Regions from separate parts of the Homo sapiens genome. Here region 2 is linked to region 1. The links are chromatin contacts, found by Hi-C in ENCODE. All regions are on one chromosome and are shown on one strand. The core of a region is the stretch at or near the end of the contact, and the rest is flanking DNA. Distances in the headings are between cores, read along the strand shown. Region 1 overlaps TRAF3IP1 (TRAF3 interacting protein 1). Region 2 holds the start of TWIST2 (twist family bHLH transcription factor 2).

Region 1 (2,700 bases), core at 128-2,627:
GGTATGGATTATAGGGGATATTTTAGAGTAAAGAAACACTAAGATTCTTGGCATTAAAATGCTTCGATTTCCTATTTATAGCAGTGATGCATATATAATTTTTCATATTGGACTGTTATTAAGGTTTTTCTGATTGAAATCTCCGTACGGTTTCTTCTGGCCAGTAGACTTCCTCCATCCCCAGATGTGACCCCTTTTAAACTAATAAAGCCTCTTGATAATACTTACAATACTTGTCACAGAGGGCAGGACTGACATTCACTTAGTGAAGGGCTTGTATTATACCAGGCTTTGCTCTATGTAAGTTTTATATTTTCAGGAATATTCTTAAATCCCTTAAAGAAAAAAAATGAAAATAAAGTAGAAATACATTTATTTTAGATATTGTTATTAATAATTTTTTTTTGAGACGGAGTTTCACTCTTGTTGCCCAGGCTGGAGTGCAATGGCGTGATCTCGGCTCACTGCACCCTCTGCCTCCCAGGTTCAAGTGATTTTCCTGCCTCAGCCTTCCTAGTAGCTGAGATTACAGGCGCCTGCCACCATGTCCAGCTAATTTTTTTTTATTTTTAGTAGAGACAGAGTTTCACCATGTTGGCCAGGTTGGTCTTGAACTCCTGACCTCAGGCGATCCACCCGCCTCGGCCTCCCAAAGTGCTGGGATTACAAGCGTGAGCCACTGCGCCTGGCCATTGATAAATACTTTGTAAATAAAATACACTGTGTCTATACTCTTACATGATGCACCATGTTAGTTTTTAAAACTTGGGAGTAATTTCTGTATATTAGTATTTTGGGTTCTGACTGGGTTTCTAGGTAGCTTAACAAAGCTTTTATTGTACTACAATAAAAGTACTTTGTACAAGTAGAGTTCATTTACAGTAAAAAATGATAGAAAATAATGCTGTTATTTTAATAGTAATAACCAAGCAATTAAAGTAAATATATATTTTTAACAATTTTGAAATTAGCTTTCTAAGAAAAGCGGGTTTAGAAGCAGGCAAAGCATTCACTTGTGAAAGACACTTTTGGGAACTTCAGAGCCTTCAGAGATTAATGGTAGTGATATTAAAAGTGGAGCGCGTTCCACTGTCTTCCATGCGGGAGCTTTCTGGCTCTGCTGCTTTTTGTTGCAGAAGCATCCAGTCCAGAATGAGTTAGGTGTTTTGTAAGTTTCTTTCAGTCTCAAACAGTCTGTGCTCTTCCCTTGATTTGGCCTTGACAGTTTTGAACAGTACAGCTATTTTCCTGACTGGCCCCCGGTTTGGGTTTGTGTGGTGTTTCCTTGTGATTAGAGTCAGACTTTGCATCCTGGGCCGAAACCTTCCAGAAACGAGGCTGTGCTGCCTTTGCTGCGTCTTGCTGAGTGGTTCAAGGTTTCAGATTGTTCCTGACTGCAGACGCTCTCCGTGGCCTCTCGATGTGGATGCTGTCTGCCAGCTTCTCTGCAGTCAAGCCGCTCCTTTTCTCTTTGTAATTACTAGCATTTTGGAGGAAGTACTTTGTACAATCGAAGTACCCTGTGCTTCACTAAGTTTAATCATTTGTTTGTATCATTATGGGCTTGTGCCTTCCACTTGGACTCTGTGGGCTGTAATCTCTTACTGCCATGATTTTCATGCGCAGATGGCCTCAGATTTGGCTCTGGAGAGCTCCTTCAAGCTGGCTTTGTGTCCTTTCAGCCTGCGCCCAGCATTCTTTGAGCTGTTCCTTGCTTTCTGGCTCATCCTGTTCTTTCCCTGCTCCAGCCCCAGAATCAGCCATTTCCCCAGGAGACCTGGGTCCTTTGATTGGAGAATGGAGTGTTTGCCACTTTTGGAGGTTCAGCTCTCAGGTCATCTCAGTGAACAGAGCTAGAGGGGGAAAATGTATGTGTCTGTGTTTGTTATATATGCGTGTGTGCATGTCTGTATGTATGTGTGTATATATGTGAACGTGTATGTGTGTCTGTAAGTGTGCATGTGTATATATGTGTGTGCATGTCTATGTGAATGTCTGTGTCTGTGTGTGCATGTGTGTATGTTTATGTCTGTATTGTGCATGTCTGTGTATGCGTATGTGTGCGTGTCTGAGTGTATACATGTATACGTGTGCATGTCTGCATGCATGTGTACATGTGTATATATGCATGGCTATGTCTGTGATATATGTGTATGTGCATGTCTGTGTATGTGTGTGTACATGTGTGTGTGCAAATGTCTGTGCCCTCCCTACCTGGTCTCCCTGGCCGTGTGGGTGCCCTCTCCCTCCTGTGCTGGGCTCCTGCCTCCATTCTCCCTACCCCGGGCTCTCCCACCCCCAGCCTAGTGTACATGCTTCCCTGGCATTGCCCACTTCATGGCTTCAGGACCAAATGGCTCAGGAGGGAAGATCAGTTACTGACTTTCCCCTGGAATGGGCATCTCATAAGGTGAAGACCAGTGCCTCTCATCTCCCTCTCGTGGCTAGCATAGCAGTGGACGTTAAGTGCATGTCATCAACTGTTGAAGAGATGAATTTCATCGCCAGTTGAACAGAAGTTAGAAGAGAAAGGGGGAAGTGGAAGGGAATGAATGATAAAATGTGGGGAAGCACTTGCCAGAGGTGAAAAACGAAGCTATGTGCATTTAGGGGAATTACGGACATTTTTCATGCTGTAGCCTCTGGTGAGCCCCATGCTAACACCAGGGGGTGCTTTAAGCCCATCACGAGGCCTCTGAG
Region 2 (2,700 bases), core at 184-2,683, 480 kb after region 1:
AAAACGTCCCCTAGAACGGCCGGAGCCAGGGCCCTCGGACAGGGGCGCGAAGGGCCCGCTCTTTGCCGTCCTCGGGTTTCCCAACGCGGTGGTCGTGGCCCGCGGGCCCCACCTCGCGGCCCGCCTGGCCGGCCGGAGGAGCAGCGGAGGCCGAGCACTCCCCGGTCTCGGGTTCAACTTCAATAAAAGGGCCCAGCCCGCCCTTGATCACGCGGCTTGCCTGACAGCCCGGCTCAGGCCCGGGCCTAATTGAGCCCGGGTCACCTGGGAATAGGTTCAAAGGCATCAAAGCCGTAAAAACCACCTCCAGGCCCAGAGCCAGAGCGGCCTGGCGAACAAAGAGCCCCCCAACCACTTCAAACGCGCTCGCGCTCGCCGTCCAGATGGCCCGGGGCCGGGGTCCGTGGTGTCGCTCACCGAGGCCGGGCCCCACACTCCAGCCACCCTGAGCCTCCTGCTCGGAGCTGCCCGCGGGCTGCCAGCGCAGCGGAGGCTGGGCCCGGGGCAGCCTCGTGCAGCTCCCGGAGCGCCCTCCGTCCTCTGCTGACCCGCGAAGCGAAGGCGGAGCGCAGAGGCTGGGGCCGTACAAGGCGGGCCGGCAGGCGCCCCAACCCGCGCCCAGCAACCCGGGTAGGGCCAGGCAGGCGGGCGCGGCGGGTACCGGGCGCTCCCGCAGAGGCTCGCTGTGGCGTTGTTTTAAAGCTGTTAGAAGGAAGGTTCGGGAAGGGCGTCGGGGCCGGGGCTCCCCAGCAAGCCAGGGTAAGAAATGGTCCCCGACACGCACGCTGGCCGAAGGGTGGCATCTCCACGGATCTTGGCGGCATGTCCTTGGGCACGGGCGTCTCCAGGGGGCCCCGACTGTCCTTACACTGGCGGTCCGGACACCGAGACCCCTGCCCGCGCAGCTCCCCAGACCCCAGGCCTAAGCTTGCGGGCCGCGGTGCAGACTAGCTGTGCGCCCGGGGGCGGCCAAGACCCACACAGGTCGAGGAGGCTCCTGGCTGCGTCCTCATCTTCTGGGAGCGCATCTGGGACTGGACTCGCCTCTCTAGCCCCTCACGCCCAGAGAGAGAACCCCCCAAAGCCCAGTGGGGGCCGATCTCTACGTTGAGGCGTAGACAAAGCCAGGCTTGGCCGGGCCTAGGGCTCGGGGCGGCCTGAGAGTGCCCTGCGTTCGGGGTGGGGGCGCGGGCGGCGGGCGAGGACCCGGCCCCCGGGATGCCCTCCGCGCCGGGGCCGAAGGGGGAGGCAAAACTGAAAGTGCCGCGCCGGGGGGCGGGGGCGGCCGGCGAAGGCCCCAGAACTTGTCCTGCCCCCGGCCACCGCGGCCAATCAGCGCGCCGCCCTAGCTCCTGACAACTATTTAGCAACCCAGCCCAGCTAGAGTTTCCAAAAAAGTTAGAATAACTTCCTCTCCCGGAGACCTCGGTTTTGCACAAGCCGGCCTTGAAATCAGAGCCTTTCCAGCAACTCCGAGAGCGTGTGCTCGGCGACCGCGGGCTTGGCCAGCGGCGCGCGCTCGGCGCCCCGGCGCCCCCAGCCCCACGCGCGCCGGGCGGGCGCCATGGAGGAGGGCTCCAGCTCGCCCGTGTCCCCCGTGGACAGCCTGGGCACCAGCGAGGAGGAGCTCGAGAGGCAGCCCAAGCGCTTCGGCCGGAAGCGGCGCTACAGCAAGAAGTCGAGCGAAGATGGCAGCCCGACCCCGGGCAAGCGCGGCAAGAAGGGCAGCCCCAGCGCGCAGTCCTTCGAGGAGCTGCAGAGCCAGCGCATCCTGGCCAACGTGCGCGAGCGCCAGCGCACCCAGTCGCTCAACGAGGCCTTCGCGGCGCTGCGCAAGATCATCCCCACGCTGCCCTCTGACAAGCTGAGCAAGATCCAGACGCTCAAGCTGGCCGCCAGGTACATAGACTTCCTCTACCAGGTCCTGCAGAGCGACGAGATGGACAATAAGATGACCAGCTGCAGCTACGTGGCCCACGAGCGCCTCAGCTACGCCTTCTCCGTGTGGCGCATGGAGGGCGCGTGGTCCATGTCCGCCTCCCACTAGCGCCGCGCCACCCACCTCCGGACCGGCGCGCCAGGGTAGGTGCTGCGCGCGCGACGGGCGCCCTCCGCTGCGGGGGGCGGGCGGCAGGGGCGCAGGGGCATTGGGGCCTGCTCGTGTCTCCTCGGCGAGGCCCCGCGGGCCGCGGGGGCTTGGATGCCGTGCGCTTTTCCTCTTAGCAAGGAAGGCGGGCGGGCGGGACGCTCACAGTCCCAGGGACACCCCTGAGTGCAGACTTCCACGCGAGGGTGTCAGTTGGGAACCGGCGGACCGGTGACTCCCCCGGCGGGTTCTGAAGATACTTAGACAGATGGTCGCAGTTTTCATTCTCGGTGGTGTGTGGGTGTCCGTGGTTGGCGGTGGAAGGAGCGAGCATCAGAAAAACCTCCTGGGGCCGGCTGGGGACTGGGATATGAGGACCAGCTGCCCTTTGCGTCCGCCGCAGCGCAGGCCGCCCGCGAAGCTGCCCGAGCCGGGTGTTGCCGGGCGAATGGCTTCGCTTTCTTCCTGGGCAAGGGTAGAGCGCGTCCGTCGGGCGGACACTCAGATCTACCCAGCTGCTCGCGCCTGGGGTCCCCGGCCGTCGGCGCCCTGGCCTGCCCAGTGGGCGTAGAGGTGCGGGCCTGCGGCTCCAGGGTTTGCCTGGGGAGGACGGG

Evidence for each region. Hi-C counts contacts between places; a loop is a spot of excess contacts on that map. Pooled maps may share reads with other maps.
Region 2: a map of IMR-90 shows a loop between it and region 1 (4-fold over the local background). The contact joins the promoter of TWIST2 here to the enhancer-like site in region 1. A Hi-C loop is called at or near these places in 1 of 168 maps with a recorded cell type or tissue (IMR-90) and 5 of 50 pooled maps.

What each region holds. Positions count from the first base shown.
Region 1 is chr2:238,368,282-238,370,981 of GRCh38, forward strand. The region is part of intron 15 of TRAF3IP1 (TRAF3 interacting protein 1); the gene reads left to right. Among named protein-coding and RNA genes, the nearest start is that of TRAF3IP1, 49 kb to the left of the region's middle. Within about 2 kb of position 1,378, at least 3 of the 41 ENCODE cell types and tissues checked have a DNase peak (open chromatin) inside an H3K27ac peak, as active enhancers do.
Region 2 is chr2:238,846,652-238,849,351 of GRCh38, forward strand. It overlaps TWIST2 (twist family bHLH transcription factor 2), which reads left to right and starts at 1,434. Exons shown (of 2, transcript NM_001271893.4): 1 at 1,434-2,082. The coding sequence starts at 1,565. The coding sequence ends at 2,047. It overlaps LOC100287387 (a long non-coding RNA gene), which reads right to left and starts at 1,256. Exons shown (of 1, transcript NR_157851.1): 1 at 1-1,256. RefSeq lists enhancers at 1-391, 1,925-2,434, 2,435-2,700.